Linked DNA regions of Homo sapiens: regions 1, 3, 4, 5 and 6 are each linked to region 2. A link is a loop called in an ENCODE intact Hi-C map of the cell type or tissue named here. Cell type or tissue: chondrocyte. All regions are shown on one strand. Links, peaks and the distances in the headings refer to the core of each region. The heading gives the core; the rest is flanking DNA.

Region 1 (5,000 bases), core at 1-5,000, 220 kb after region 2:
ACCCCGGGTTCAAGCGATTCCCCTGCCTCAGCCTCCCAAGTAGCTGGGACTACAGGCATGCGCCACCATGCCCAGCTAATTTTTTGTATTTTAGTAGAGATGGGGTTTCACCATGTTGGCCAGGATGGTCTCGATCTCTTGACCCCGTGATCTGCCCGTCTCGGCCTCCCAAAGTGCTGGGATTACAGGCGTCAGCCACCACGCCCGGCCACATCATGTCCTTTTACCCCTTAATTCTTCAGTATTTCCTTTAAAAAATGGCATTTTTATACATAACCTGAGTAGATTCATGAAGGTCAGGAAAATAATACTGATTCAGTTCTATATAATCTACAGATTTTATTCAAATTTAGCCAGTTTTCTCAGTCATGTGCTTTATAAGTCTTGGATCCAATCTCTGGTTACTTGCTGCATTTCATTGTCAGGTATATTTAGCTTCCTTCAGTCCGAAACAGTTCTTCAGTGTTTTTTTGTTTGTTTGTTTTTTGTTTTTTTTTTTTTAATCTTTAATGACTGACATTTCTGAAGACTATAGGCCAATTATTTTATAGAATATCCCTCAGTTTGGATTTGCCTGATGTTTTGTCATGTTTAGGATCCCAGTTATGCATTTTTAGTGTGAATATCAAAGAAGTAAAGGTGTAGTTTTCTTACTGCATTTTATCAGGAGGCAATATCGGCTTTTACCACTACTCTGGAAGTTAACTGTTATCCCTTGGTTAGTACGGTGTCTGCTAGGTTTTTCTAGTATAAAGTTAATAAATAAAGGTTTTGTGGGGGCGTATTTTGACACTAAGTAAACATTCTATTTCAGATCAAGCTGTCACCCACTTCTTTTTGCATTCACTAATACATCTTCCTTGAATCAGTGTTACTGCAGTGGGTTGCCAATTTTAAATCTTGCTTTTCGTTTTGGATTTATTAGTTGGCTTATAACATAGGTTAGAGGCTTTTCTTCTACTCTATCTCTATCTATCTATCTATCTATCTATCTATCTATCTATCTATCTATCTATCTATCTTTTTAGAGTCAGGGTCTTGCTCTGTTGCCCGGGCTGGAGTGCAATGGTACAGTCATAGCTCACTGCAGCCTTGAACTCCTCTTCTCCCCCATTCATCTCTTTTTTCTTTCTTCTTTTTTTTAACTTATAGGAGATGGATTTGTGATTTCCATTTATTCGATGATTTGTAATTAGTTACTGTCATTTATCTTAATGTTTAATTTATCCCAGATCTGGCTCATGGGAGCCCATTTAAGCTGTCTCTTGTCTCTTTTTGCTTTGTCCCTATCATTCTTTGAGCATTTCTTTCTTTCCGATACAACAGCGTATTCCACACTCATCTAGTACTTTCCCTACCCCAGCCTTGGAATCAGGCATTTCTCCGGAGAGTTTCATTTTTTATATTCAGTTTATTCCTTTTATTTGTGAAAAGTATGTAGGGATGGATGGATGGATGGATGGACGGACGGATAAACAAACGGATGGAATGGATTGACAGTGTCTCGCTTTGTTGCCCAGACTGGAGTGCAGTGACACGATCATGGCTCACTGCAGCCTCAACCTCCTGAGCTCAAGTGATCCTCCCACCTCAGCCTCCTGAGTAGCTAGAACTGCAAGCACATGCCACTATACCTAGCTATTTAAAAATTTTTTTTTAATTTCTATTTTTTTTAGTAGAATTAGGGGTCTCACTTTGTTGCCCAGGCTGTTCTTGAACTCCGGGGCTCAAGCAGTCTTCCTGCCTTAGCCTCACAAAGTGCTGGGATTACAGGCGTGAGCCACCATACCTGGCCTGTGTAAGATCTAGGCCCTGGATATGCTCATTGCCCCTGGGTATAAAGTAAGTAAGTGCTCCTTGGAGAATGCAGGGGTGCAGTTGCTTCCAGGCCCTTTTGTGAAACAGAGCTAGACAGTATATATTTGTTTACCTCCATATGTTTGGGAAAATAAACATACACAGAGATATATTTATTTATCCATCTATTAAAGACCATGAGTTCTCATCAATACCTCTAATATGGATCCATTCCCACTGTATATTTTCTAGTCTTTGTCTTTTCATATTTGTAATTCCCTTTTCTAATGATGAGAAATCTGGATTTCTGTTAACTTTGGTGTATTTACTTATTTGCTCAATCCCCTGTTTGTAATCAGTCTTCTAGTCTTATAACTGTCTTCTTAGTCTCCACCTCATTATCCTTTTTTTTTTGTATTTTGTATTTTTTGTAAAGACGGGTTTTCACCACGTTGCCCAGGCTAGTCTCAAACTCCTGACCTCAGGCAGTCCACCCACCCACATTGGCCTCCCAAAGTGTTGGGATTACAGGCGTGAGCCACCTTGCCTGGCCTGACTTGGATTTTTATCCAAAAAGCAATACTGCCACCCAGTGTTTGCACAGTTTACATTTTTAGATTTTTAGAAACTGTTTTAAGAATCTCTTCATCCTTAGCTTAGAAATTATTAAAGGATCTACCTTTTTTTTTTTTTTATGGAATTATATTTTTGTATCTCACATACTTAGGTTCATTTATTATATATAAATATATATAAATTTACTGAAAGTTCGCTGTGGTGTTTGCACAATTAAATTCTATAATGAGCATTTTACTTTTTTAGAGTCGAGGTGGAAAAAAGTTTCTTCCTGTATTGAAAGAAATCTTGGACAGGGATCCCTTGTCTCAACTGTGTGAAAATGAAATGGATCTTATTTGGACTTTGCGACAAGACTGCCGAGAGATTTTCCCACAATCACTGCCAAAATTACTGCTGTCAATCAAGTGGAATAAACTTGAGGATGTTGCTCAGGTAACAAAAGATCGTTTCTATAACTTTTTTTGGGTGTATGGTACTTGGTTGGATTCACATAAAGTATCCTTTTCTCATAGGTATATTTTCATAGATAGGATAATTTAAGCAGGAGAAATTTTGAGGTTTTAAACTCTTATACTCCAAGTAATGGACCAGAACATTTCCAGAATTTAAAAATCTCAGATTTTGGGTAGGATTGCCATACCTTTCACCAAATACAATTGAAACATTGATCTTGGGACAATTATCTATCAAAAGTACCACTTTCTAAGACGTGGGTACCTTCTACCAGCTTCATCAGTGAACTCCAGAGTTTTAAATCTTTTAGACTCTTTGCAATGACTGTTCTAGAATGAATGTCCATTGTTTGAAAATTACATCTATTACAGAGAATAATATTTTAGATAATATATCATTCAGGTCAATTTTAACATTCATTTCAGTTGTCCAGTATTGCTGAATGTATGCGTTTTGACAGAATAGAAAAAAGACCATTTTGCTTCAGAAACCCACCAAATTTTAGTTCCCTGATTTAATTTTCAAGACCCTGCCAAAAAGCACTGGCATTTATTCAATTCAAACAACCCACCAGTGCTCAATAGAAAGACCTTTGAAATGGGTTTTTTAATCAGAACAAATAAATTTGGTCTACTAAAATAACCAAATTTTTTCATGTTACTTATTTCAGTTCAATGAATCTCTCTAGTATGTAGTCTTAGTAAATCTATAGTGACTAAAAATTTAGTGAAGAAATACAGATTTATCTTAATTATATGCATTTTAAAAATCTTTGGATTTATTGTTTCACTTCTCAATTTAAGAGTAGAAAGGATTTCTTTTGTGTTTACTTTTAGTGTCTAAAGATCTTTGGAGCCAGGCATGGTAGCACACACCTCTAATCCCAGCACTTTGGGAGGCCAAGGCAGGTGGATCGCTTGAGCTCAGGAGTTCCAGACCAGCCTGGGCAACATGGTGAAACCCCATCTCTACAAAAAATACAAACATTAGCTGGACATGCTGGCATGTGCCTGTAGTCCTAGCTACTTGAGTGGCTGAAATGGGAGAATTGTTGGAATCTGGGAGGTTGAGGCTGCAGTGAACCAAATGCCATTGCACTCTACCCTGGGCAATAGAGTGAGACCTTGTCTCAAAAAAATAAAATGGCTGGGGTCTGTGGCTCATGTCTGTAATCCCAGCACTTTGGGAGGCTGAGGTGGGCAGATCAGGAGGTTGAGACCAGCTCAGCAATTTAAGACCAGCCTGGGCAACATGGCAAAACCTTGTCTCTACAACAAATACAAAAATTAACCAGACATGGTGGTGCACGCCTGTTCCAGCTACTCGGGAGGTTGGGACAGGAGGATCATTCGAGCCCGGGAGGCTGAGGTTGCAGTGAGCCAAGATTGTGCCATTGTATTCTAGCCTGGGTGACAGAGGGAGACCCTGTCTCAAATAAATAAATAAATAAATAAATAAATAAATCTTTGGAGACATGTTATATAATTATATTATTGTGTGTACCTCGATTAAACTTGTTTCCACCTTAGACCAAATTAGACTGAAAAGGAACTATTTTATTTTAATTGCTGTAGAATAGTTATTGTCTTCTAGCCACTGATGTATTATCTAAATTCAGGATTCGTTTTCCATGAACCTTCAGTAATGGAAAACAAGATCTAAGCATTTTTTTAGTTGACACATTTGCCTGTTTCTTTTGGATAGTGTCTAGTGCTGAGTACATATCTAAGAAATGCATCATATTATTTCATTAGAATCACAATGGAAAGAATTTCTTGCTGTACTCTTAAAAGCTGTCTTATAGAGAGGTTTGGTGAGTTTTGGCAATTTATTTAATTTTACACTTACATGATTTAATTTTTAATAATTATAAATAATCTTACCAAAGTCATTACTTTCCAATGGTAGAGTTGTTTTTAACCACAACATTGTTGAACCTCTAGTATTACATAATCTTATCTCTCCTTTTCAGTGTTATTTATGGGCAGTGTATTCCAAGTATTAACTGGAGATATGAGGAGTTTTTTTTATTACTGCTATTTCAAAACCCAGGAAATGGTCTCTTCCCAACTCTTCTGCTCATAAAGAAGACTGCTGGTCCATTAGGGCCTTTGGCAAAGCAGGGAGGGGGGATCTATTAGTGAGAAAAATTGGGGATGAGGTTGGTGCTT
Region 2 (5,376 bases), core at 146-5,145:
CCAGGATGGGATTGTCAGCTCTTTGAAAGAAGACATCTATATGTTGGAGCATAATATCAGCAGAATTGTTGAAGTGGGCATTTTCAGGTGTTTATTAGGAACAAATAGGATATACATTCTATTTTATGAAATGAAATGTTCTAATAAAAAAATTTCTTAAGTAACAAAAAATGAACAAATATGATTTTGTACTATGTAAGGTAGAAAATAAAGACAGCAGGGCTGGGCTCAGTAGCTCCCGCCTGTAATCCCAGCATTTTGGGAGGCTGAGGCAGGCAGATCTCTTGAAGTCAGGAATTCAAGACCAGCCTGGCTAACACGGGGAAACCCTGTTTCCACTAAAAATGAAAATTAGCCTGGTGTGGTGGCACACATCTGTAATCCCAGCTACTTGGGAGGCTGTACCCGGGAGGTGGAGGTTGCAGTGAGCTGAGATCTTGGCACTGCACTCCAGCCTGGGCTACAGAGGAGACTGTCGAAGAAGAAGAAAGAAGAAGAAGAAGAGGGAGAGGGAGAGGGAGAGGGAGAAGGAGAAGGAGAAGGAGGAGGAGAAAGAGAAGGAGAAGACAGCCTAACTTTCCTATTACTGGAATCTGGACTTCTTGGACTGGACACCCCTGACCAAAGTGGGAAAGTGGACCACCAACCTTGGTTTCTGCCACCCCAGATCTGGGATACTGGCCCATCACTGATGTGACCCTTTGTAAGAAAATCAGATCAACTGAGAAGGGGGCATCCGTGTTATGAGTGGCTACTAATAAAACAAGGTATACCTAATACAAGCAAATAAAACTGGCCGGGCGCGGTGGGTCACACCTGTAATCCCAGCACTTTGGGAGGCCAAGGCAGGGATTACTTGAGCCCAGGAGTTCAAGATCAGCCTGAGGAACATGGCGAAACCTCATCTCTACAAAACAACAACAACAACAAAATTAGCTGGGTGTGGTGGTACCCACCTGTGGTCCCAGCTACTTGGGAGGCTGAGGTGGGAGGATCACCTGAACTCAGGAGGTGAAGGCTGCAGTGAGCCGAGATTACACCACTGCACTCCAGCCTGGGCGACAGAGTGAGACCATGTCTGAAAAAAAATAAGACGAAACAACAGGCAAACCTACTACAATAAAATAAAACTGGCCAGGCACAGTGGCTCACGCCTGTAATCCCAGCACTTTGGGAGGCAGAGCGGGGTGGATAGCTTGAGCCCAGGAGTTCAAGACCAGCCTGGTAAACATGGTGAAACCCCATCTCTACAAAAAAAAAAAAGAAAGAAAGAGAGAAAAAAAAAATTAGCCAATGCACGCCTGTAGTCCCAGCTATTCAGGAAGCTGAGGTGGAAGGATCACCTGAGCCCAGGGACGTGGAGGCTGCAGTGAGCCGTGATTGTGCCACTGCACTCCAGTCTGGGTGACGGAGTGAGACCCTGTCTCAAAAAAAATAATAATAATAAAATAAAACTGTTTTTGAATGGGCAAGAACTTCACAAAAAAAAAAATTAATCAAGTTATGCAAAAGGAAAAAAGTGAGAAACATCTGAGGATGCCCAATGCCTCCCTTCTGACACCCCCTACCTCCCACCCCCAAAGCCTCACCAATTCCAGAGCTGCCTCCAAGGTGCTTCCAGCCCTGGAGATAAATGGGCCATTCCTGCCCACACCAGGAAGGGGAGTGGACTTGACTCCGGGCCAAGAGTCCTGCCAGGATTAAGGAAGGAGAACCAGCAAACCTGCATTTCCAGTGAGCACAGACCCATGTTCTCAGGAAGGGGAAAACTTCCAACAGGAACCACAGGAACTTTCTCCATTTTTAAAAATAGCGACTATGTATTCATTTTATTGTCACACACACACTTTATCAAGACTGAATAAAAGGAACAATATAGACAGAGGAGAAAAAAAGAGAACTATGGAGAGGAGGTAAAGCCATTTTGAGCCCTCAGGGCATCCATGAAGTCAGGAAACTTCAGTTCCAACAGCAACAGAAGCCATTCTCATGCTTGGACTGGTCGGTGCTCAGCTCTTTTATATATTGTTTTGCTTTTTGAGACAGGGTCTCACTTTATCGCTCAATCTGGAGCGCAGTGGTGCAATCACAGCTCACTGCAGCCTGGACCTGCCAGGCTCAAGAGATCCTCCCACCTCAGCCTCTCGGGTAGCTGAGAGTACAGGCGCGCACCACCAGGCCCACCTGGCTCCTTTTTTATTTATTTATTTATTTATTTATTTATTTATTTATTTATTTAATTTATTGTAGAGGCAGGGTCTCGAACTGTTAGGCTCAAGCGATTCTCCTGCCTCAGCATCCCAAAGTGCTAGGATTACAGGAGTGAACCACCATGCCCAGCCATTGCTCAGCTCTTCAAAGTCCAATCCTACCTTAGCGTAGGATTGTCATACCTTACGTATGTCAGTGACCCAGGCCCGCAACCACTACGGGAAATGGGCCCGGGATCCTGCAGGAGGGTTAGGGTCTGCAGATCCCGCTGGCCAAGCGGCCCCTAAGGCGCGTCTGGGCTCTGAGGGCTGCGGGCTGCGGGCTGTGGGCTGTGGGCTGTGGGCTGTGGGCTGCGGCCGCCAGGTGGCGCCCTGACTTCTGTTCGGAGGCCTTCCCCTCCCTGCGGATCCCTGGGACCCCCGCCAGGGCAGGGCACTCGCCCATACCGCGCCCGAGGGCTTGCGCGTAGTGTTCACAGACCGTGAAGAAGCTCCACCCCAAACACAGAGGCACTGCTTGCTTTGGCCCCAAAACCCTGGTGCAGGACCTAGGGGACGTAGGGCGGCAGGACGAACATTGGCCCGGCCCTCGCCTCCTCCTGTGACCCCGCAACCCCTCACCTCCCGCGGGGAGAAGAGGCGTAAGGTGAGTGTAGAGCTGGGCCCGGAGGAAAGCTAGGCCCTCCAAGAATGTGGGGTCTTCGCCCTTGAAAAAGCGGGTCTTCCAGATGACGCCGTGGCAGAAAGCGCCAGAGCCCCAGCCTTCCTGCCCCGCCCTGCGCTGCGCCCTCCCCCAGCCCTCCTCCTCTTCCCGCCCCGGGCGAAAGCAGAAGTGTCCGAAAGTTGGGAGGAAATGGCCCCGGAGCTCCCGGGGTTTCCAGCTCGCCTGCGGAGCGCGGGGCTCCAGTGCGGCGCGCTCGGGGCCGCCAGGGGGCGCTGTGGGGCGGGCCTGCCGCCGGGGGCGCGGCTGTTGCGCCCAAGGGAGAGCCGTCGCTGCCAGCCTTAGATTTCTTTAGGAAGGGACAAAGTGATCTGGAGCCCAGGGCTGGGAGAGGCTCTTCGGGCTCCCACCTTCAGGCAGGATTAATGTCGAGCCCTGAAGGCGGGGTCTCTGTCCCGCCCGCCGCTGCACTCCCAGCTCCTGGAACAGTGAATAACAGGGGCCATATTCACCAAATACTGACTGAGCGACAACAGCAGGAAATGTCCTAAGTCCCGGTGATGAATCAGTGAACAAACAAAGCCTCTGCCCTAGTGAGGTTCCTATTCTCCCCTGCGGGGATGGGGAAAACGATAAGCAAAACAGAAGTGTAAATGCATGTACGGTGAGGATAGATGCTGTGGAGAAAAACTAAGCGGGATAAGGAGGGTGAGGAATGCATGGTGCGGTGGAGACAGGAAGGTCAGGGAAGGCTCTGATCGGAGAGGGACGCTTCAGCAGATCCCTCCAGGAAGGGGCGAGTCAGCTAGGAACCGAAAAATAAGGAACACTTCAACGTGTTAAATGAATGAGTTTTAGAGGCAAGATGCCACACTGAGCAATGGCCCCTCTGGTGTGACCTGTCCTCCCTCTCTCCACACCTGTCTGCTCCCCTTCATCCATCCATTCATCCATCCAGCCGTCCCACAGGCACCTACCTGCTCCATGCTGGACCTTATGTGGGGTATATTTCATTTCCATATCCCCTACACCCAGGGATATGGAAATGAAAAAGACACACTCCTGCCAGGTGCGGTGGCTCACGCCTGTAATCACAACGCTTTAGGAGGCCAAGGCGGACGGATCACAAGGTCAGGAGTTGGAGACCAGCCTGACTAACATGGAGAAACCCCGTCTCTACTAAAAATACAAAAATTAGCCAGGCGTGGTGGCGCACGCCTGTTATCCCAGCTACTCGGGAGGCTGAAGCAGGAGAATCGCTTGAACCCAGGAGGCAGAGATCGCAGTGAGCCAAGATTGCGCCACTGCACTTCAGCCTGGGCAACAGAGTGAGACTCCGTCTCAAAAAAAAGAAAAGAAAAAGACACTCCTGGCTGGGCGCAGTGGCTCACGCCTATAATCCTAGCACTTTGGGAGGCCGAGGCGGGCGGATCACGAGGTCAGGAGATTGAGACCATCCTGGCTAACTCGGTGAAACCCCGTCTCTACTAAAAATACAAAAAATTAGCCAGGCGTGGTGGCAGGCACCTGTAGTCCCAGCTACTCGGGAGGCTGAGGCAAGAGAATGGCGTGAACCAGGGAGGCGGAGCTTGCAGTGAGCCGAGATCGTGCCACTGCACTCCAGCGTGGGCAACACATCAAGACTCCGTCTCAAAAAAAAAAAAGAAAAAAAAAAAAGAAAAAGACATACTCCTTGAAGAGAAAAAGGGCCTCACTCTTACTCTGGTGGTACCAGAGAATGGCATAGCCCTTTGGGAGAGTAATTGGACAGCATCTCACTTTTAAATATGGCCACCCTTTGCACCCAAAGCCCCAGGCTGGGACTTGCAGCCAGGAATTGCACAGTGGTCAGGCAGGCCCACTGACTGGAACTAGAACGTGGATTTTAACTCCAACCCCGTCTCTTATCAGCTCTAAAACCCTGAACATGCCATTTATCTGTCTGCCTCAGCTTTCACATCTGTAAAATTAAGCTAATAAAAATATCTAATTAATCGGAGTTTTGAGCTAATACATTGCAAAGGGCAGGGCAGACACATAGAAAGTGTTCAATACATGTTAGCTACTATTGTTAGCTCAGGCAAGGGTTTGGGCAGAAGTGCAATTTGTCTTTTTTTTTCTTTTTTTCTTTTTTTTTTTCTTGAGACAGGGTCTCACTCTGTCGTCCAGGCTGGAGTGCGGTGGTGCCATCTCAGCTCACTGCAACCTCCATCTCCGAGGTTCAAGAGATTCTCCCACCTCTGCCTCCCCAGTAGCTGGGACTACAGGCGCCTGCCATCACACCCAACCAATTTTTGTATTTTTTGTTAGAGGTGGAGTTTCACCCATGTTGGCCAGGCTGGTCTCAAACTCCTGACCTCAAGTAATCCTCCCGCCTCAGCCTCCCAAAATGCTGGGATTATAGGCATGAGCCACCGTGACTGCCCCAAATGCTCTTTGCAAAATTATCTGCATAGCGCCATCCCGAGGCAACCTCAATAAAGTTCCATCAATAGGGAAATGAAT
Region 3 (5,376 bases), core at 248-5,247, 440 kb after region 2:
TATATGTGTTACAAATGTCTTCTTCCATTCTGTGACCTATCTTTCCATTTTCCCATAGTGTTTGTTTTTGTTTTCTTGTTTTTTTTTTTTTTTTGAGACATGCAGTGGCAGGATCTCGGCTCACTGCAACCTCCGCCTCCCGGGTTCAAGTGATTCTCCTGCCTCAGCCTCCTGAGTAGCTGGGACTACAGGCGCGTGCCACCATGCCCTGCTAATTTTTTGTATTTTTAGCAGAGGTGGAGTTTCACTGTGTTAGCCAGGATGGTCTCCATCTCCTGACCTCGTGATCCGCCTGCCTTGACCTCCCAAAGTGCTGGGATTACAGGTGTGAGCCACCGTGTCCGGCCCTCCCATAGTGTTTTTTTTGTTTGTTTTTTGTTTTTTGTTTTTTAAAGAGATGGGATCTCGGCCGGGCGTGGTGGCTCATGCCTGTAATCCCAGCACTTTGCGAGGCCGAGGCGGGCAGATCACGAGGTCAGGAGATCGAGACCATCTTGGCTAACACAGTGAAACCCTGTCTCTGCTAAAAATACAAAAAATTAGCCTGGCATGGTGGCATGTGCCTGTAGTCCCAGCTACTGAGGAGGCTGAGGCAGGAGAATCACTTGAACCCAGGAAGCAGAGGTTGCAGTGAGCTGAGATCATGCCACTGCACTCCAGCCTGGGTGACAGAGCGAGACTCCATCTCAAAAAAAAAAAGATGGGATCTCACTGTGTTGCCCAGGCTGGCCTTTGAACACCTGGGCTCAAGTGGTCCCTCCCACCTCGGCCTTCCAAGTAGTTGGGACTAAAAGTGTGTGCCACCGCACCAGCCTATAGTTTATTTTTATGAACAGAAGTACCTAATTTTCACGGAGAGATGTGTGGTCTTTTAGTTAGTGCTCTTTGCGTGTTATGAAATCTTGCCTTAGTCACAAGTTGTGAAATTATTCTCCTATATTATCTTACAGCTGTATAGTTTTGCTTTACACAGTCTAATATACCTGGAGTTGATTGATTTTTTAATGTGATATGAGTAAAGGACCATTTCGTATTTTCTCACATGAATATCCAATTGTCCCAGCACCTTTTATTGAAAAGTCTATCTTTTCCCTTTGTTCACAGTGCTACCTCTGTCATAAATTGAGTATATGTGAATGGGTCTGTTTCTGGGCTCTTTTCTGTTCTTTTGGCCCAGTTGGCTCCCTGCACTAGTACCATTCTGTCTTAGTTATTACAGCTTGAAAATGAACTTTGGCGTTGAGTAGGCGGCTTTCTACCTTTTGTAGTTCCATGTACATTGAATCTGCTTATCAAGTTACACACACAACCTGTTGATTTATTGGGCTTTCATTAAACATATAATTAATTTGGAGAGAAATGGCATTTGTTGGGTTTTCCAACCTCAAACGTGGCATAGCTCTCCATTTTAGGTTTAACATTTATTTAAAAAGTTTTAGTTTTCTTATAGGGGTTGTTGAATGTATTCATATAGATTGATATTTTTATGCACTTATTTTCTCTTAGGGAACAGAACTACAGTTTTTTTAACATTGTATCAAGCAAGCTTGCTGAAGACTTTCTGGTTAATTCTAGCAATTTAGATTATCTTGGATTTCATGCTCATGATCATATCATCTGCACATAGAAGTTTTGGTTAGATGTACCTATTTTTGCCCTATTATTACTCAGGCTGCAATACATTGTTGAACAGAAGTGGCAATAGGGAGCATCTGTTTCTTAATATATTGTTTGCTGCCATTAATATAAACAGAAATCTAAATGATTCTTGGATGGATCTTTTAATCTTTTTACTTTCAACATTTCTGTTTCATGTGAACCTCTTATAAACAGCATATAACTGCTTTTTACTTTTGACATTCTAGATTTTAATAGTGTTGTTTATTGTAATTACAAATATATTTAGACGTATCTTGACCATCTTTTGTATTGTCTACTATGTCTTTGCTTTCCCCTCCTACGTTTTGCAGGGTTGATTTTTCTTTATAACCTTTTCTTCTTCACTGCTAATTTGGAAGTTGTATATATCAACTTTATTGGCTTTCTGCTATTACTCTATTTTCATAGTTATCTTGCAATTTTGAATACATACTTAGGAGACAGAAACCACATTGCACAGGTAACCAAACATGAAAAACTTAACCACCTTTTACTAGTTAGCAATTCTTGTATTTACTACTAAACGGGGTAGAAGTGGACTCTAGGGGATACAGAATATCAACTTCAGGATGCAGATCCTTACCCCCAGGGGTAAGGGAGAGTGAACAAGAAAGGAAGTTAGAAACTAAGTGCCTCCCTACCAGGCTGAGATTTAGATTTCCGCTGGCAGCCATAGGACCATGCAACCCACTTGTGGCTAAGAAACTTGCCAAAAGGTGTTGCCTGCTGATAAAACATGAAGGCCATGAGCCAAGGGTAAACTGTGGGGGTACTTAGGTGATTGATTGAGAACAGCTCTGTATGCCAATTAGCTAGCAGCCATGGAAAACATCAGAAGAAAAGCCCCTTCTTCCTGCTATAGAGTGTCCTTCCATCGCCCCCTATTGGCAAAGCCAAACATCAGCCTGCCGGGAAAGCAGCAAAGGAGACAGACGTCAATTTGAAGCTGAGAGGTAATGAATTAGTGACTGACACAGTTATATTTTTAAGATGAGTATCTTTAGCTTCCTAAATAAGATATGGTCTTGAATACTTACTTTCTTAATCAGCCTAGCTGCCCCTTCTTAGTTGTTAGTACTAACATTTTAGTTCTACTATGTTTCTGAACCCTTGCAAAAATCTTTGGTTATTTGTTTATATCTTGTGAACAATCATCATCAAAACTTGCTTAGGTTTGCCAATGTATTTTATGGATTTCTTTGCTTTCCACTGCTTCTCACATGCTATTTCTGCCTTACTGGTACATTTTCCTTCTGGCTGAAATATTATCTATGGCTATTTTTCAGTTTGATATTCCTGTGTACTTTGTATTTTTTTTAAAGTCTGTTTTTGTTTTGTTTCATAATTTATTTTTGCCCGTGAGTTTCCCTTTAGTGACAGCCATCTGCTGCAGTTGTCGCATATGTGCCCTGGATGGGAGTGGCAACCCTGTGGGGCCAATTTTATGGTTGCCTCCATCAAGGCTTCACAGGCTTCCAGGTTCTAAACCAATATTCACATTCCGTCTTAGGTTTGGGGGTTTCTGTACCAAGATGATGTTAACTTCAGACCCTATGCTCCTGCATATTAGCTGATTGTTTCCACCCACTGCTGAAAACCAATTCTTGTCCTCAGTGGCAGCCAAGGTATTAACAACTTTTCAGGCTCCCTGCCCCTCACACAGCGCCTATATAACCTTGCCTCCTGTCTGCTGTGTACTAAAATTCTGGTTCCCTTCAACATTTTAACTCCTCTTCAGACCATCACCAGGTATTTACCTGTGTTGCCTGACACAGGTAAAAACGGTTCAATTGACCACGTTTAAAATAAATGTTTGTGGTTTAAGTTTGGAAGAAGAGGGGTAGGTTTTCACTTATCTGCCATTTTGATTAGCTGTTTTAGGGTTGCTAATGTTTCGATGTACATATGATACATTCCCTTATTTCTCTGGTGCTTCTCCATTTTCAAGGCACTTGTCTATTTAGGGGGCAATTAGAATGCCATCATAAGGTAGACAGGGTAGGCATCAATGCTCCATTTTATTATGAGAATTTGCCATTTAAAATAGAAACCTCAGCAGAAACGAATTTCACCATGCATCTTCTATGTACTTAACACGGTCTTGGATGGTGAGGGTGAAAAACAATTCAAGTAGCTTGAATTGTTCCCTACTGTTCAACTGGAGAATAAACAAAATTAAATACCAAATACAATATAAGTAGCTGCTTAGCATGTAACCTTAGCAGATGCCTAATCAACATTTCTTAAAACTTAGTGTTATAAAGGCTGGGAACTATTAAAATGGAAAATACTCAGTATCAACAGTAAATGCTACAGGCGGTAGGAAGAGTCCATTTCACTATGGATTGACTGACTTACTTAATAGAGGAAATAGGTTTGAGACATGACTTGAGTCAGCAGAGCATAGTATTTGGACTACTCTGGAATAGAACATCTGCATGTGAATCAGATGGCAGGAAACTGGAATAAGAGTAACATGACAAAACTTTGTTCTCGAATGTTGCCCTGCTTCAGAAAAGTGGCAGTGAAGGCAGAGGCAGAGACAGAAAACTGACGGCAGGTAGTGTTGGTGTTGGTAAGAGAGAAGAGGAGGTCCAGGAATGTTGGAGGGGATGAGAAGTATATTTGGTCTTGTAAAGTCTGAAATGTAAAAGAGGCGCTTGTTTAAGCATATAATTTAATACTTTGCTTTTAACATGTTATTTAGGTGAACCAACCATCTCTTTAGAAAAGTTGAATAGCCTAAACTTATCTGAAAGCTTCCTTTTCTCTGATGGTGACACTCTTCAGCAGTCTCCAGTGCTTTGCTATGAGAGTCAGACATAGACCTGGGCTTGGAACTTGGTTTGCATTTTCCTATGGAAATAATGCTACACGCTGGAGTTTGGCCCTTAGACTACACAAGAGTATTTAACTCAAGGTATTTAAGTATATCAGTATAACATTTTTGCCAGTAGGGAAATACATTTTTAGCTCCAGGTCAAATAAAAGAACAAATATCCAGGCATACAAGTACCACAGGTGGCAGCCAGAAGGGCTTTGGCAGTGTTAGCTCTTGGCAGTTTTGAGTTGGGTCACTTTCTATTTCCATAAAAAAGTGACTTCCCTTTGGCCAGTCACTGCCCAGGAATGCTGGTAGTGGCTCCAGAAACAGACCTCCCCCAGCCCCTATGCCAGAGGCAGGACACTTTCTGGTACATACATTCAGGTAAGTCCTAAATCAGATGGTATATAATTACCTACTAAAAAGTGGCACTTGTTTAAGTATATAAACACTGAGGTTTGGATAATTTAGTAGGCACAAATATAACATTTCTTTCTGGACTTGAACAAAAAAATCCAACCAAAAAAAGTAGTTCTTGCTTTTAAATAACCTCTTCCTTATGCTATTCAGTCATGGAGTTAAATTCCACACAAGAATTGTATGTATATAATTTCAAGTGGTTGTTCTGATTTAAATGACAAAATATACATATATTGGATGTAAGTGATCCAAAGGAAAAAATATATACATATATATACATTTTAATATAAAGGTGAGTGATAAGAATTCTCATCATCAGCTTCTGGGCTGTCCATTTGGAGTCAGCTCATACCTGTAAGACAGTTACGTTTGGACTTAACGTTAGTAATGACAGTGTGTTGTGGTAACAGGACAAACTGCCTAGTCCTGCCTGCCTGGGCCTCTGTAAGACCAGCAGAACCTGTCTCTCTGTA
Region 4 (5,376 bases), core at 168-5,167, 580 kb after region 2:
GCAGGGCTTGCTTGCTCTAATTTAGCCCAATTTTCTGAAATCCAGTAGCATCATCCAGTAGCATCACGTCAAATGTCTTGACAAACAAGACAGTTAGAAAACACTTTTAAAATCCCTGATGGCTAGAATTTTAAAGTGTTATTTTTACATTAAAACAAATACGGATGTGGTATGTTGTATTCCATAAAATGCACACAAATCTTTGAGTTAAATATTAGTGATGTTTAGAGATCTCTAAATGCTTAAGGCCTTTTAGCATTAAGCCCTCAAATCTCCAGGGCAGCCATTCAGGAAACTTTGGGTGAAACACTGGAGGAGTGTGGTCCTCGATAATGAGGTCTTTGTAGCTTGACTGAAATCTAGCTCTGCCTCAAAAGTTTCAAGTGTATGGGCAAGGAGTTCTAATGGGAGGTTGGAAGAGCATGCTCTCTAGGAGGCTCAACAATCAAGGGCAAAGTTCATTACCTCTAGGGAGGTGTCAAGAACTGTAAATCATCTGAGATTTTACCCTCCTTGCAAGCTTACAAGTTATTCTTCCATAATCATGGATGCTGAAAGAACATATAAGTCGCTCCTGGGTCAGAGATGAAGGATAGTTTATTATTCAAAGCAATAGCAATAACCAAAGTATTAGCATTTTTGCATAGGTTTCCTGAACTGATTCCCATAGGACAATGCAGAGAGGGCCAGGTGACACCTGCACATGCAGCAGGTTGTGTTATAGGAGAAGAATCCTAGCTTCAAGAAACCAAAGCTTTTACACTGAAGAGTTAAGTATGCTTTCTACAGAAGGAGACATTATCTCTAACTTCCAAGGCTGTAAACAAACCTTTCCTTTGCTTTAGAAGGAGATACTACCTCTATCTTTCAAGGTTGTTCACTATATAAACATTCCTGGAAAGGCTGTTGGGAATAAAGCAGTCAGTGCCTCTGCTTGAAAAATATGCAGATGCATGAGAGACCCATGGAGAAACATCGGTCAACAGGAGGGACCTATGGTCAGCTTCCTCTACAACATGTAGAAGTCTCCTTGTCATCTCCTCTGACTTCTCAGTAAGCATGAATGGTGGGCAGCATAGGGCTCATTCGTTCAGGTCATGATGGAAACCTGAGGTTCATTAAAAAAGATTCACTAGGAAGTAGCTGGGACAACCTGCCCTACAGGGACTCACAATACAGATGAGCAGTTTGATTGTAACCCCCAATGACTACTACGACACGAAGAAAATGCAACACAGTCCAAGGCAGGTTGTTAGGCTCAGACTAGCTGCTTCCATTTTATGGCTCACTATCTTGTGTTTTCAAAGTTACCCTCACAATCAACAAAGAAACTACCAGCACTAATAAGTGAGTTTAGCAAGATCTCAGAATACAAAGTCAATATACAAAAAATCAGTTGTATTTCTATGTACTGGCAGCACAAAATTGGCAATAAATTTTGAAAGTCAATTTCATTAATAATAGCATAATGAATACAAATGACTTGCAAGATTGGTTTAACAACTATAAAACATTGCTGAAGTTAAAGAATAAATGGAACACACATCCTATTTATGGACTGGAGGACTCCGCATTATTAAGATGTCAATTCTTCCCAAGTCAATCTTTAGGTTTAATGCAATTTAATCAAATTTTCAAGAGGATTTTTAAAGACAGACATATTAACAGATTGACTCTAGGATTTGTATGAAAGTAAAAGAACTTAAAATAGACAAATAATTTTGAAAAAGAAAAACAAGGTTGGATGACTTAGATTACCTGATTTTAAGACTTACTATACAACTAGTAATCAAGTACTGGTATAAGGATGGTCAACTAGATCAGCGGAATAGACTAGAGAATCCTGAAGGAAACTCACACTTACATGGCCAGTTGGTTTTTGACAAAGACACCAAATCAATCCAGTGAAGTAAAGGAAAGTCTTCTCAGCAAATGGTGCTTATGCAACCAGAAATCCATATGGGGAAATAAAAAACCTCATATCCCACTCAAATATTAATTTGAAACAAATGGTGATATACTGAGACCATGGAATACGAAGTAATAAAAAGGAATTAAAATATTGATCCACACAACAACTTGGATGAACCTCCTGGGGAGTTATGGCTTGCAATCCTTGGCTGGGAAGCTGCTGCCCAACGTATCTATACTGTGGAAAGGGGGCATGATACCTTCACAACAACAACAATAATACTGTTTTTTGGGTTTTTTGTTGTTGTTGTTGTTTTTTGAGATGGAGTCTTGCTCAGTTGCCCAGGCTGGAGTGCAGTGGTGCAATCTCGGCTCACTGCAAGCTCTGCCTCCCGGGTTCACGCCATTCTCCTGCCTCAGCCTCCCGAGTAGCTGGGACTACAGGCGCCCGCCACCACGCCCAGCTAATTTTTTTTTGTATTTTTAGTAGAGACGGGGTTTCACCACGTTAGCCAGGAGGGTCTCGATCTCCTGACCTCGTGATCCACCCGCCTTGGCATCCCAAAGTGCTGGGACTGATTACAGGCGTAAGCCACTGCACCCGGCCAACAGTAATACTGGTTTTAATGTCAAGAAACTTTGAAACGCATTACCTCTCTCCACAACATTCCTGAAAGGTAGGTCTTATTTCCCTGTTTAAAGATGAGGAAACAAGCCGGGCATGGTGGTGGACACCTGCAGTCCCAGCTGCCTGGGAGGCTGAAGTGGGAGGATTGCTTGAGCCTAGGTGTTCCAGGCACCTCGCAACATAACAAGACCCCATTTCTTTAAAAAAAAAAAAATTTAAAGATGAGGAAACTAAGACTGACTGAATAAGCTGAAGTAGCTTCACCCAAGCTTAGACAGGTAGTAGGTGTATCTGTGATCCAGCCCACATCTGTCTGACCCTAAAGTTCCCAGTTCTACCACTCCCAGCTGCCTTCCTCAGAGCAAGGCACAGGAGGGACCTGCTGTTACTTGTGGAAAAAAGAAGACATTACACCTGGAAGGAGAGAGGAGTTAGGTTAGACGAAGATGTGTATATACATTCTTATCTTCTACGATGAAAAACGGGAAGGCATCCGAGGAAGCACAGCCTGCTTTGGTCTATGATTTCCTCTTAAAGTGAGGAGGGTCATTCTTGTTTTACAGAGTCACATCAGTTCTGAAGCATTTTGATAAAGAAAATGCTCCTAGTGTCCAATTTGGGTCTCAGAAGGGTTTATTTTGAGTAAACCACCACCTTGTGGCAATAAACATGAGTTGCAGGAGGAAGAGTTTGGTTTTTAATCTTTTGAACTCTAAAACACCTCAGTAGCCCTTAAATTTAGTTAGCAGGTTTTGCATTAAAATAAAACAAACAAAAAAGTACATCACTGAGGGAAGGGCTGATTAAAAATAGATACATTTGAAAAAATCTGACTTTTGGATAATAAATAAAAACACTGACCCAGCGGGGAGCAGTGGCTCATGCCTGTAATCCCAGCACTTTGGGAGGCTGAGGCAGGCGGATCATAAGGTCAAGAGATCTAGACCATCCTGGCCAACCAACGGGGTAAAACCCCATCTCTACTAAAAATACAAAAATTAGCTGGGCATAGTGCCACATGCCTGTAGTCCCAGCTACTCGGGAGGCTGAGGCAGGAGAATTGCTTGAACGCGGGAGGCGGAGGTTGCAGTGAGCTGAGATCACGCCACTGCACTCCAGCCCAGGTGACAGAGCAAGACTCTGTCTCAAAAAAAAACCAAAAAAACAAAAACAACAACAACAAAAAAAACCATTCACCTGTGTCACAAAACATGTAAAAGATGGAAGTTTTATTAAAAAGCAGGAGTGGCCCAAGGTGATTCATCTGGGAAAAAACTGATGAGGTTCCATGTTGTCCAAACTGTAATTTTTTTTTTCTTTGAGATGGAGTCTTGTTCTGTCACCCAGGCTGGAGTGCAGTGGCACGATCTTGGCTCACTGCAACCTCCGTCTTCTGGGTTCAAGTGATTCTCCTGCCTCAGCCTCCCAAGTAGCTGGGATTATAGGCATGCACCACCAGGCCCAGTTATTTGATACTTTTTTTTAGTAGAGACAGGGTTTCACCATGTTGGCCAGGCTCCTGCCCTCAAGTGATCCACCTGCCTCGGCCTCCCAGAGTGCTGGGATTACAGGCGTGAGCTACTGCACCCTACCCAAACTGTACACTTTTGAAAGTGAGAGGGGTTGCTATTAATAATTGCATGGGACAACAGGTGAAAAGTGGGGGTGTCCCAGGCAAACTGGGACATGTGGTTTACCTAAATTTGTTTCTGAGGTTTAGCCTGGCAAAGATGTGAGTACATTTTGTAATAGAGACCACATGGTAAGAAATTTAACCCTTTCAGAAAGAATAAATGTCACTATCTTTCCATGTGCTGGCAAGAGGAATTTAGCATCTGATTTGAATTTTATTTTGGAAACTAAATTCTAAGGGAGATTCCACACCATTCAAGAGCTTCAGCAACCACCACCTTGTGGCAATGAACATGATTTGCATCTAGTCAACTCAGTTTGCAATGTGGTGTCTTAAGGACTGCCTGTGGCTCTGCGTAATATTATCATGGAACTGAATATTGCCATGGGACTGAATGCAAGAAAAGAGTAGGTGGATTCGGAGCTGAAGTGGGAGAAGGCAGGATGACAGGTAGGAAGATGTTCGGTCTCCAGTATACCCATCGCCCTGTACTTCACAGAGGGTTGCTGGGTACCTCATGGCCAAACAGGGTATCAGCACTCCCTGGATGGAAATCATTTGGTGTATGCTTCACTTAGGAAGAATTGATATCTTAACAATATTAATTCTTCCTATCCATGAACACGGAATATTTCTTCATTTATTTAAATCTGTGAGATCTCTTTCATCAGCTGTGATTGATTCCTAGTTTAATTCTATTGCAGTCAGAGAACATACTTTGTTCTATCCTTTTAAATTTGTTAAGCTATGTTTTATGGCCTAGATTGTGGTCTATCTCAGTGAATGTCCCATGTGAGCTTGAGAAAGAATCTATATTCCGCTGTTGTTGAACTAAATATTGCATAAATGTCAATTAGATCAATTTGATATTTTTCAGTTCAACTATATCCTTGCTCATTTGCTTCTGCTGGATGTATTAATTACTTTTTAAAAATGGTATGAAAGCATTCTATTATAATACTGAGTTTACCTATTTTTCCTTGCAGTTTTATCTTCTTTTGCCTCACATATTTCGGTGCTCTGTTTTTAAGTACATACATATTAAGTATTGTTATGTCTTCCCAAATAACTGATCCCTTTAACTTTATGTAATGTCCCTGTTTATACCTGATAAATTTCCTTGTTCTGAAGTCTGCTTTTCTTGAAATTAACATACCTACTTCAGCTATTTTTTTAATTAGTGTCAGCCTGGTATAGCTTTCTC
Region 5 (5,376 bases), core at 222-5,221, 570 kb after region 2:
TGTTATTTGGGTTTTGTTACTTGCAGCCAAAGCATCCCCATTGATTCAGTACTACAGGGCTCAGAGGCATGATCTAAGACTTAGGAGGGCTGACAGGGACTCAGAGTCCAGCAAGAAAATTCCTCTTAAAGCTTGAATTCTCTGCTGAGTCCCTAGACAATGGGTACCTGCCAGGTGTCCCAGGTCTCAGGGAACTCCTCCAGCTCCTTTTTTACCTGTCTCCAGATAAAGGTGACTGTACCTTCTATGCCTGCCCAGGGCCTGGCAGGTACAGAGCCTCTGGAACTCAATGCACATCCTCTGGACACTTAAGAACATTCCAGCATTGCACAAGAATGCATTCCCATTCAGTTCACATGAGTATGCTTGTACAAACTACACAATGCTCATGAGCAGGTATGTTTTTCAATTGCTTTCAGGGAGACACACTCTGTTTGGGGGCATTTCATTGGCAGAACAGATTACAATGGTTAAATCTGATGTGAAATATATTATGGAAGCCACATTTCCCTGAGAACTCACTAGATCCAGGAGGCTGGTCAACATGTGATTCTGACTGAGGTTAGGACCAGTCATCCCAGGAGCCTAATTTATCAGAGGCCAATAGTCATTCCTGGTTCCAGGTGATCACTAGAGCTTAGGAACCAAACCAACCCCAAGGGTAACTGACTTGTCACTTTTTTTTTTTTTTTTTTTTTTGAGACAGGGTCTTGCTCTGTCACCCAAGCTGGAGTGCAGTGGCGTGATCATGGCTCACTCCAACCTCTGCCTTCTGGGCTTAAGCAATCCTCCCACCTCAGCCTCCCAAGTAGCTAAGACTACAGGTGCATGCCACCAGGCCCAGCTAATTTTTGTAGAGACGGAGTTTCACCATGTTGCCCTGGCTGGACTTGTCACTTTATAAGTAGCTCAGACGAACTGAGTATGAAATACCAGTGGCTAGAGCTAATAATAACATAAAAGTTAAACCTGTCATAAAGTGTCTTATGTAGGTGAAAACAGAGGTGGAAATTAGCAACTGTCTTATGGAGGAGCGAAGCTGACAACGCTGGAGACAATCGCTTGCTTCACCAAAGGGCCTTGACTACCGCCTACCCCAGTCCCGCCCCCAGCTTTAGGAAATGCCGAGGTCACATCTAGGGGGTCAGTTTCCACCAGAGCACGAGGCTTGCCCAACACCTCCCTCCCCAGAGGCTGGCAGACCTCAAAAACCCCAGAGCATGAAAGCCCCATGCCTCCCACCCCGGCAGAAAAAGGACAAACTACACCATAAACTACAGAGAGAAGCTAACTGGCTGCTGGGCAGTGTGAACAGACCTAAGGGTGAAAACCATTGCCCGAAACATTTTCAGCCCCACTCAGCAGGGACATGTGATTTACAGGAAATTAGGAGGTTTACAAAATGTTAGCAGCTCAAGTTTCTTCCCCGGGAAAAGAAGCAGGAGAAGCTCTAAGAACCGTATCCGAGAAAGTGCTTTGTTCACTGCTAAGCTTCTGACACGAGTCAGTTATTAATACCCACAGCTCACTGCCTCACACTTCAACCCACCAGTGAATGTCTATAGTGAATAATTATAAAACAATATATTACAAAACTCTAACACAGGCTGCACCAGAGCCTTCCGAAGCCCAGGACAGCCACGTGGCCAAAAGCATGGACTTCAGATATGATCTTGGGCAAGCTGTTGGCTCTTTTTCACCCCAGTTCCTCCATCCTTTACAATAAACAAAATCCTTCTGGAGGTGTCTTGTCAAGAGGTGTCTTGTCAAATGATGAGCAAATCCACTTCAAGTGCCTGGTCTTTGGAAGCCCTGTTGGTTGCTGTTATTACAGTGGAGTTTCAGAGCTCTTAAAGTCATATCTCCATCTTACTTCTGCTGCCAGACAAACCTCTGGAGGCCACGATTCCGAGCCTTGTCAGCCACCCTCTCTGGTCAGGTCCAGGACAGAGTGAGTCCTAGAGGAGCAAGGCCAGGGAGGTTCCACACCATCAGGGGCCATTGGGGAGTAGGGGCAATGGCAGAGCTCTATGATCAAGGCCCCAGTGGCCTTGATGGACTCTGTCCACCTCTCCAGACTCCACTTTGCCCCAGGCCAGAACAGACCTCAGCTCTAGCCAGAGTCTAACTGGGTGTCCAGTGTATACGCTGCGGCCAGCCAGACATTAACTCCTCTAGGCGGCCTTCTCTCACCTCCCACTCTGCAGTAGGGACCCCTAGGGGCTCCCACAACCCCTGGGCTTACCGAATCTCAGCACTTACCACACTGGCTTGTCACTTTGTGCTCTTGTCTTCCCCGCAGGGCAGGACTGGCACCGTGTCTGATGCCTCAGCCAGATCAGTTCAATGCATGAGCCCAGGCCCTAGTTGTGACCACAGCTCCAGCTCCCCAAACCTCCGGGGGCAGTGAAGGGTTGTTTATGAAGCAGGCTGCGTTTTATTATTCAGATGAATTTGTCAACTCCCTGGCGGATCCCTCCCCTCGTTAACGCCATCTTAAGGCGGGGGGGTAAAGAGTCCCCCACCCACCCACCCATCCCCCGCCGCCCCGTCCTGCCGCCCATCTATCCACCGGGTTCTCGCCCAGGCAGCCAAGGAACTGTAATTACCATGAAAGGGTCTCTCTGAGCGGCGCGCAGGCCCTCCCCACTGGGGTCTTGGTCGTGGCCGATTTCACGAACGCACACCGTTACGCGGGAGCCCGCGATGGGGGCAAAACGCCACGCACAGCCGGTCCCAGGGCGCACCCCGCAAGCGGAGAGCGCGGCCGAGCCCGGAGGGCGGCCACACCTCCCGCCCCGGAACAAAGCGACGGCCGGGGCGAGAGGCGGCGCGGCCGGGCCCCCTCCCCTCCAAGGCCGCCCGACCACTCACCGCGCGCTCCAGCCCCGGCTCGGCTACGGCACTCAGGCCGCCCCCTCCTAGCCTGCGCCGGTGAGGAGGCAGCGTCGCGCCCGCCGGGCCCCGCGGCCGCCGGACTGACGGCTCCCCGCCAGCCGGCCACTCCGGTCCGTCCCCGCCCCGGCGCCTCCTTAAAGCGACCGCGCCGCCAGCGTGCGCCCCGAGCGCCTAGCGCGCCGCGCATTCCTTATATTGCCACAGCGCCTGCTAAAAATAGAGCGCCGCTGCGGGCGCGCCAGTGGGGAGCCCGGGCCGGGTGCCTCGACCCTGTCGCCCCCGCGTGCACCCCGGCCCCCAGGACGCGCGCCTACGAAGTCCAGCCCACCCGCGCCGAGTCCCCTGGGCCCGGCAGGGCGCGCTAGAGCGCCAGGGGCTGGGGTCGGCGCCGCAGCCTCTCCCGCGGCCCAGCACTTACCCGGGTCAGATCCGTGGTGCCGGGGAGCTGGCTTTAAGGTGGACGCCGAGTGGGAATTCGACTCGGCCTCTTTAAGAGCCTCTGCGCTCCAACCTTTAAATCTCCGCTCCGGCCGGGCCAACTTCTGAGCCTAGGGACGCCTCCCCAGTCCTAGGCGAACCTCCGCCGCCACCTTAGCTGCATTCCCTTCGAATCCTGAGACGTCTTTCTTCCAGATCATGCCCCAGCGTCTCTCCCCGCAGGCCTTCTGGGTGCACCGTTCCAGGGCCCAAACTTCGTTGGGATGGATGCGACGGGGACAGGCGACACTCGCGCACCATTTCATTGTTTCAGTTCCGCTAACTCCTCTCCAGCGGCGTCATTTTCCCCCCGTTAAAAAAATAAAGATATAATTCAACACCATAAAATTCCACCTTTTGAAGTGTACAATTCAAGCCGGGCGCGGTGGCTCACGCCTGTAATCCTAACACTTTGGGAGGCCGAGGCGGGTGAATCGCCTGAGGTCAGGAGTTCAAGACCAGCCTAGGCAACATGGTGAAACCCCGTCTCTACTAAAAATACAAAAGTCAACCCGGCATGGCGGCACGTGCCTGTGATCTCATCTACTCGGGAGGCTGAGGCAGGAGAATCACGTGAACCCGGGAGGCAGAGGTTGTAGTGAGCCGAGATTGCGCTACTGCACTCTAGCCTGGGCAACAGAGTGAGACGCTGTCTCAAAAAAAAAAAAGTGTACGATTCAGTGGTGTTTAGCATATTCACAAAGTTTTGCAACCATCACCATGAGCTAATTCCAGAACATTTTCACCACTTCCCACTCCCCTCCCCTGCCCCTCACAAAAAGAACTACCCGTTAGCAGTCACTCCTCATTCACCCCTTTCCTCCGCCTCTGGGAACCACTAATCTACTTTCAATCTCTATGGATTTCCCTATTCAGGACATTTTCTATAAACGGAATCATACAACATGTGGCCTTTTGTGACTATGACTAGCTTCTTTCAGTAACCAATGTTTAATGATCTATTCATGTTGTAACATGTAGCAGTACTTCATTCCTTTTCATGACTGAGTAATATTTCACTGTATGTCTATACGTTTTGTTTATCCCTGCATCACTTGATGGATATTTAGTTTTCTGCTTTGGGGCTACTGTGAATAAAGCTGCTATGAATATTCATGTACAAGTCTTTGTATGAACATATGCTTTTCTTTCTCTTGGGTATATACCTAAGAGTGGAATTCCTGGATCATATGTTAACTCCATGTTTAACTTTTGGGGGAACTGCCAAACTGTTTTCCAAAGCAGCTGCACCATTTTACATTCCCACCAACAACATATGAGGGTTCCAATATCTCCACATCTTTGCAAACACTTGTAATTGTGTGTCTTTTTTTATTCTAGTCATCCTATTGGGGGCGAAATGGCATTTCATTGTGGTTTTGATTGTCAGCATCATTTCTGAGGACATTCTTTTTCTGGGTGGACCTCAATGACTTAGAACCAGCTTTACATGTCCAGGGAACCCACTCCCTTCTCAGGTTTGCCCCAGGCCTAAGGGAGCCTCACAGTGCTGCTGGCTCTGCCTGCCATGCTGAGGCTCTTAATCCCATGCAGGCTTCCTTTGGCATCCCAGCCACCCATGCAGCCATTTGGTGGGAGCTGCTGTGCACCCCCTGTGCCTCCACTCCCACCTGCTGCTCCAAAGACCCTGTAGACCCCAAGTGTCCCCCAGGAAGGGGACAGCAGGTTGGGTGCCATCAAGAGTATCTCTCCTTGGCAGTAGGGAGTAAAAGACCTGGTTGGGGAGAAGGCTTGAGGGACAGTAGTTTACCTCGACTGTCTAGGTTTGCCCTGGAACCTGACTCCCTCAACCCCCTCTATTTACCACAGAACTTGGGAAGGCGGGCAGGGATCTGTACATCCTGGTGGCCTGTCAGCCCCTCGTGGGCTCCCCATGTAAGAGATGTCCTCTCTTGGGCCCTGACTGGCACAAGACCCTGACCATGCCCTCAGCTTGAGCTGAGCCAACATCTATGCAAGAGTCAAAGAGATGTCTTTATA
Region 6 (5,376 bases), core at 149-5,148, 140 kb after region 2:
TTCAAGGAGAGGGATCGTGCACCTGACCTCTCATCACATTTGGCAGGTCTCTCCAGATGGCAGGTCAGGTCCATGAGGGACACATTGGTGGTGGGGGCATAGAAGGCTATGCCAGTGACCTTCCTGCTCAGCTTGGAGATGACTTTGCCCACAGCCTTGGCAGGCAGCACCAGTAGGTGCAGGAGTGATGTAAAATAATTTTGTGGCCATGTTTTAAAATCATCCCAGGTTGTGACAGCAGTGCTGTTGATCGTGTAATCACAATTTTTTTAAGCTACTTTTCAATACTTTGTTAGATTATTTAGATTCTTTTTTTTTTTTTTTTTTTTTGAGGTAGAGTCTCACTCTGTCACCAACAATGGAGTGCAGTAGCATGATCTCAGCTCACTGCAATGTCCGCTTCCCAGGCTCAAGTGATCCTCCTACCTCAGCCTCCCAAGTAGCTGGGACCACAAGTGCATGCCATCATGCCTGGTGTGTTTTTGGTAAAGACAGGGTTTTACCATGTTGCCCATGCTGGGGTTTTGTTTGTTTGTTTGTTTGTTTGTTTGTTTTTTGAGACAGGGTCTCACTCTGTCGCCCAGGCTGGAATGCAGTACCACAATCACAGCTCACGGCAATGTCTGCCTCCCAGGCTCAGGCGATCGTCCCTCAGCTTCCTGAGTAGCTGGGACTACAGGTGTGTGCTACCACGCCCAGCTAATTTTTGTATTTTTTGTATTTTTTTGTAGAGGCAGGGTTTTGTCAAGTTGCCCAGGCTGGTTTCGAACTTCTGGCCTCAAGGGATCCTCTGCCTCGCCCTCTCACAGTACTCGAATTACAGGCATAAGCCACCACTCCCGGCCTTAGATTCTTAAAGCTTTCTTTCCTTGCTAATGTTTTATCCAAAACATTTTTAATCCCTTGAGAGTATTCCCATAGTTTCCAGAAGAAAAAGGTATGGGTTGGTTTTAGTAGCTACGTTCAGTCAGGAAACATTTTAAATTATTAACTGTTATACTAATGGTATGAAATGGATACTAATGTCATTTTTCTTTCTTTCTTTTTTTTTGTTGAGATGGAGTTTTGCTCTTATCGCCCAGGCTGGAGTGCAATGGTGCAATCTCCACTCAGTGCAACCTTTGCCTCCGGGGTTCAGGTGATCCTCCTGCCTCAGCCTCCTGAGTCGCTGGGATTACAGGCACACGCCACCACGCCCGGCTAATTTTTGTATTTTTAGTAGAGACTGGGTTTCACCATGTTGGCCAGGCTGGTCTTCAACTCCTGACCTCAGGTGATCCACCCACCTCAGCCTCCCAAAGTGCTGGGATTACAGGTGTGAGCCACCGCGGCTGGCCAATGTATGCTTTTTAATTTAAAAGAATGCTATATTTGAGGGTTTTGAAACGAAATATAATTTATTAGCTTATAGGGTGATGTTATAACTTAAATACAGGACAGTATCCAAAAGCTGTCCTGTTAATGCATAACAGATAAAGATTTCAGATCTTTTGGGATCTTAGACATAGTAACATGTGATTAATTATTATATTCCAAACCATGTAACTCCCAGTACTCATCCCATTATGCACAGGTCATAGGCTGGGGCAGTGAGGCAGTGAGGGGGTTTCATGACAGCAACATTGTGGTGCTGCCTCAACTTTTTAGATGACATAGCCTGATCCCCAGACACTGCAGTCCCACACCTTAAGAAGTTCAGGCGGGTACTCTGTATTTCCCTTTTCCAGTATTCCATCCTCATCCCTTCTGGTTGAGGCTCTGGGAGGTCGAGGTAAAAAACACTGCAATCATTCAGAGAACAGACATGCCTCCGCTAGTCTCTCACTAGACCTAACTGCTCTGGTACAGGCTGGATTGCAAATTGCTTCGTTTTGTTTTGTAATTACCTCATCTCCCAATCAAGTGTGTGATATGGTATCTTAAACAGAATAAGTACTTATTAAATATTCATTTCCTTGAAATTCAGTTGTTTTCCCACTTTGTCCCTCTGCAGTTTTCTTCTCTTCCTCTTTTTGATCAAGGCCTAGCACTGAGATGACATTATCAGCCTGCCTCTCTGGACTCTCTGTGTCCTCTAGAGAGAATAACCAGTGAAAGAAGACTTGGCATCAAGGACAGATACTTCTTCAGTTTTTCTTAGTCTTTTCCCTCTCAATTTACAGTCCATAGTGAGGGAGAAATGAAAGCTACACACAGAAGCATTTTGTCATTCATGGGTGGATAGCTTAGGAAGAAAATTGGTCTCCAAGGAAAAGGTTTAAAACAGACAAACAAATGATAAGTACTTGCCAGACCAAACTTAAACCATCATGCAAAGGAGTAATCCTGAAATTACTTGGGATAAATGCCAGCCTTTATTGGATGCTCTTTTAATTTTTACATATTATGACTTATTTTCAAAATGACAGCAGACAGAAATAACTAAAAGAATTCAAAGCCTGGAATAGTGCATTTTCTACAGCTGTAAGCTATTTAAAATTCTTCTCATGTTACTGTTTGCTATCCAGATGGCTTTCTGGCACTGGTTCAGTTCCTAGATGTGAGAGCTGTTGGTTAGTTACTCACCAGCACCACCACACACTTGTACAATTTGGCTCATGACTCACTCTCATTGCAATTACATGTGGGTACTCTGCTACACAAACAGTCATTCCTGATTGTCATGATGGTACTTGTAAACAAGAACCAGAATTGATTGGATACCATTTCTAGAAGGAAGATTTGTTGACATTCAAAAGCACCCACCTCAGTTAGTCTATTGGACCCATTGCCACTCATTGGAGTGAGAAACAGAAGCAGTCATCTAGACAATGAAACTTTTGTCTAAAATATATACTTGAATGATAGGTGCAAAAGTGTATCCAGTGAGCCACAATTATTTGGATATTTGCTTTGCTCCCATACTGTTACCTAAAGTGATTAAAAAACAAAACAACCCCCACCTCTTACAAAAGAAGTCAGATGGTGGTAGGAGGTTTGGGAGAGGGTTGCTATCTGAAAGAGACAAACAAGGAGTCTCCTGAGATGCTGGCAGTGTTCTTTGTCTTAACCTGGATAGTGGTTTGCTTTGCAATAGGTATTTGCTTTCCAAAAATTCATTGAACTGTACAATTACATGTTGGGTATTTTTGTTTATGCGTTATTAGCAAAAGTGTTTAAAAACAGAAAATGCTCTCCTGTAATGTAGGAGAATTCCCTTAGTTATATCTTCAAAGGCTAGAGAAGGTCTCTATGTTAATGTAGTAGATATTGGTCTTTGGTAGTCTTTGTCCTATTAATTTTATCTATTTAGGGAAATAATCATTTTTACCTTAAAACGTGGTTATTGTCAAACAGTGATTGGAATAGCTTAACACTTAATGATAGTTCCCATGTCCCAAATACTGTTCACTTGAATGGGTTTCAGCAAGGGGTGGAGAGGGTGAGGAGAGAAGACTGTGGGGATGAAATACATTTCTCCTGGAAATACATATATCCATTTGGAATAACTTATCTTGTTGATGTTAGGGGTAAACACGGTCGAACATTTAGATTAGAAAAGAGGAAGGTAGACTAAAAACTAGAAATCTGAAGAGTTTTATTAGCATTGCTTAATAAAAAATTATGTGTTTGGAAGAAGACCATTTAATTTTTAAATTTTTTTTCCATTTCAAGGACTGTATTAAGTAACTTAAAATGGCATATTTTAAAGAGGCTAGCTGTATATTTTGGAATAATAGAGTGATATGACTTTTATTAAATTTTTTTCATCAGCCCTTTTAGTTTGATGAAATAATACCAATAATGTCCTCCCTCTCCACTGAAATACCAGTGTTATGGATTATATGTCTAAATTTATCTTTATACTTTTTTTTTTCTTTGACAGTATCTCACTCACTCTATCGCCCAGGCTGGAGTGTAGTGGCGTGATCTCAACTCACTGCAACCTCTGCCTCCCAGGTTAAAGTGATTCTCCTGCCTCAGCCTCCCAAGTAGGTGGGCGCCTGACAACACGCCTAACTAATTTTTGTATTTTTAGTAGAGAAGGTTTCACCATGTTGGCCAGGCTGGTCTTGAACTCCTGACCTCAAGTGATTCGCCCACCTCAGCCTCCCAAAGTGCTGGGATTACAGGCGTGAGCCACCGTGCCTGGGCTGTGGTTTAGAAATACTAATGAACACATACATATTAAGAATAAATAGCTGGGCCTGTAATCCCAGCACTTTGGGAGGCCAAGGCAGGTGGATCTCTTGACGTTAGGAGTTCGAGACCAGCCTTACCAACATGGCAAAAACTCATCTCTACTAAAAATACAAAAAAAGTAGCCAGGCACGGTGGCAGGCAACTGTAGTCCCAGCTACTTGGGAGGTTGAGGCAGGAGAATCACTTGAACCTGGGAGGCTGAGGTTGCAGTGAGCCAAGATCACACCACCGCATTCTAGCCTGGGCAACAGAGCAAGACTCCATCTCAAAAAAAAAAAAAAAAAAAAGAGAATAAATAGCCGGGTGCTTTGGCTAATGCTTGTAATCCCAAAACTTTGAGAGACCGAGGTAGGAGGATTGCTTGAGCTCAGGAGTTCAAGCTCAGCCTGGGGAATATGTAGCGAAACCTTGTCTCTAGTAAAAAAAAAAAAAAAAAATCAAAAGAATGATGTGGGTGTGGTGGTGTGTGCTTACAGTCCTAGCTACTCAGGAGGCTGAGGTGGGAGAATTGCTGGAGCCTGGGAGGTCAAGGCTGCAGGGAACCATGATCGTGCCACTGCATTCCAGCCTGGGCAACAGAGTAAGACCCTGTCTCAAAAAAATAAATAAATAAAATAAAATAATTTTTAAAAATACAGAATAAATTGCTAAGTTCTAACCTAAGTCCTTCCTTTGGACCCACTCAAAGTGTCTGGAACAATAGAACTTTAAAAGAGTGTATAAACTGTATGCCATCATTAAAGGCACGTTGAATAAAAGAAACATTTATTTTATAGTTACTTTTGAACTGTATGAGTGTCTTTCCTTCCACCCTTAATTGCCGCGCATTAGGTTATACTTGCAGTTTTTTCTTTTAACTTTAAACACAGTTCTAATTCTAATGTGTATATTAGTTTATATTTGGATTTTTTTCATGTTATTTCTAAACATTGCCACATATTCTTGATAAACATGATTTTAAATGAGTGCACCAAGTGGATGCCATCAGGTGGGTCTGTTATTTTTTTAAATTTTTCATTTTTATATATTTTGCTTTATACATGAAACTTTTTCTGTATTCAGGTTTGTAAATAGGTACATTCCAGAACTGGAATTACCAAGTTATTCAAGGCTCAGTGCCTATTTGCAAATTTTTTTTTTTTTTTTTTTGAGACTGAGTCTTGCTCTGTTGCCCGTGCTGGAGTGCAGTTCTGC

Evidence for each region. A loop is a pair of places that touch in the nucleus more often than their neighbours do. Peaks named below come from ENCODE experiments on the same cell type or tissue, not always from the same donor. Only the 100,000 strongest peaks of a DNase experiment are listed, where the experiment ranks them.
Region 1: it touches region 2 in a loop (8-fold over the local background); 103 of 110 quality-filtered maps call a loop at or near these places.
Region 3: a loop joins it to region 2, with 13 times the contacts of the local background. A loop is called at or near these places in 31 of 110 quality-filtered maps.
Region 4: it touches region 2 in a loop (6-fold over the local background); 23 of 110 quality-filtered maps call a loop at or near these places.
Region 5: a loop joins it to region 2, with 3 times the contacts of the local background. A loop is called at or near these places in 21 of 110 quality-filtered maps.
Region 6: a loop joins it to region 2, with 4 times the contacts of the local background. A loop is called at or near these places in 24 of 110 quality-filtered maps.

The regions. Positions count from the first base shown.
Region 1 is chr3:138,696,715-138,701,714 of GRCh38, reverse strand. It overlaps PIK3CB (phosphatidylinositol-4,5-bisphosphate 3-kinase catalytic subunit beta), which reads left to right. Exons shown (of 24, transcript NM_006219.3): 13 at 2,620-2,808. Among named protein-coding and RNA genes, the nearest start is that of FAIM, 90 kb to the right of the region's middle. In chondrocyte, for the core only: a CTCF peak has its summit at 2,381 (motif pointing left); no DNase peak of the experiment used is centred there.
Region 2 is chr3:138,913,336-138,918,711 of GRCh38, reverse strand. LOC124906289 (a long non-coding RNA gene) reads left to right here and starts at 2,730. Exons shown (of 2, transcript XR_007096114.1): 1 at 2,730-2,856. RefSeq lists silencers at 2,495-2,644, 3,055-3,274. In chondrocyte, for the core only: CTCF peaks have their summits at 2,422, 2,622 (motif pointing right) and 3,119 (motif pointing right); DNase peaks (open chromatin) are centred at 2,591 and 3,028.
Region 3 is chr3:138,476,697-138,482,072 of GRCh38, reverse strand. It overlaps ESYT3 (extended synaptotagmin 3), which reads right to left. Exons shown (of 23, transcript NM_031913.5): 23 at 2,148-5,255. The coding sequence ends at 5,219. Among named protein-coding and RNA genes, the nearest start is that of ESYT3, 45 kb to the right of the region's middle. In chondrocyte, for the core only: CTCF peaks have their summits at 2,325 and 2,541 (motif pointing left); no DNase peak of the experiment used is centred there.
Region 4 is chr3:138,330,465-138,335,840 of GRCh38, reverse strand. All of the region lies in intron 1 of LOC124909438 (a long non-coding RNA gene), which reads right to left. Among named protein-coding and RNA genes, the nearest start is that of NME9, 3.3 kb to the right of the region's middle. In chondrocyte, for the core only: CTCF peaks have their summits at 2,983, 3,193 (motif pointing left), 4,214 and 4,413 (motif pointing left); no DNase peak of the experiment used is centred there.
Region 5 is chr3:138,346,266-138,351,641 of GRCh38, reverse strand. MRAS (muscle RAS oncogene homolog) reads right to left here and starts at 3,063. Exons shown (of 6, transcript NM_001085049.3): 1 at 2,875-3,063. RefSeq lists an enhancer at 2,596-3,551. In chondrocyte, for the core only: CTCF peaks have their summits at 3,040 and 3,244; no DNase peak of the experiment used is centred there.
Region 6 is chr3:138,771,877-138,777,252 of GRCh38, reverse strand. All of the region lies in intron 2 of PIK3CB (phosphatidylinositol-4,5-bisphosphate 3-kinase catalytic subunit beta), which reads left to right. Among named protein-coding and RNA genes, the nearest start is that of PIK3CB, 60 kb to the left of the region's middle. In chondrocyte, for the core only: a CTCF peak has its summit at 2,559; no DNase peak of the experiment used is centred there.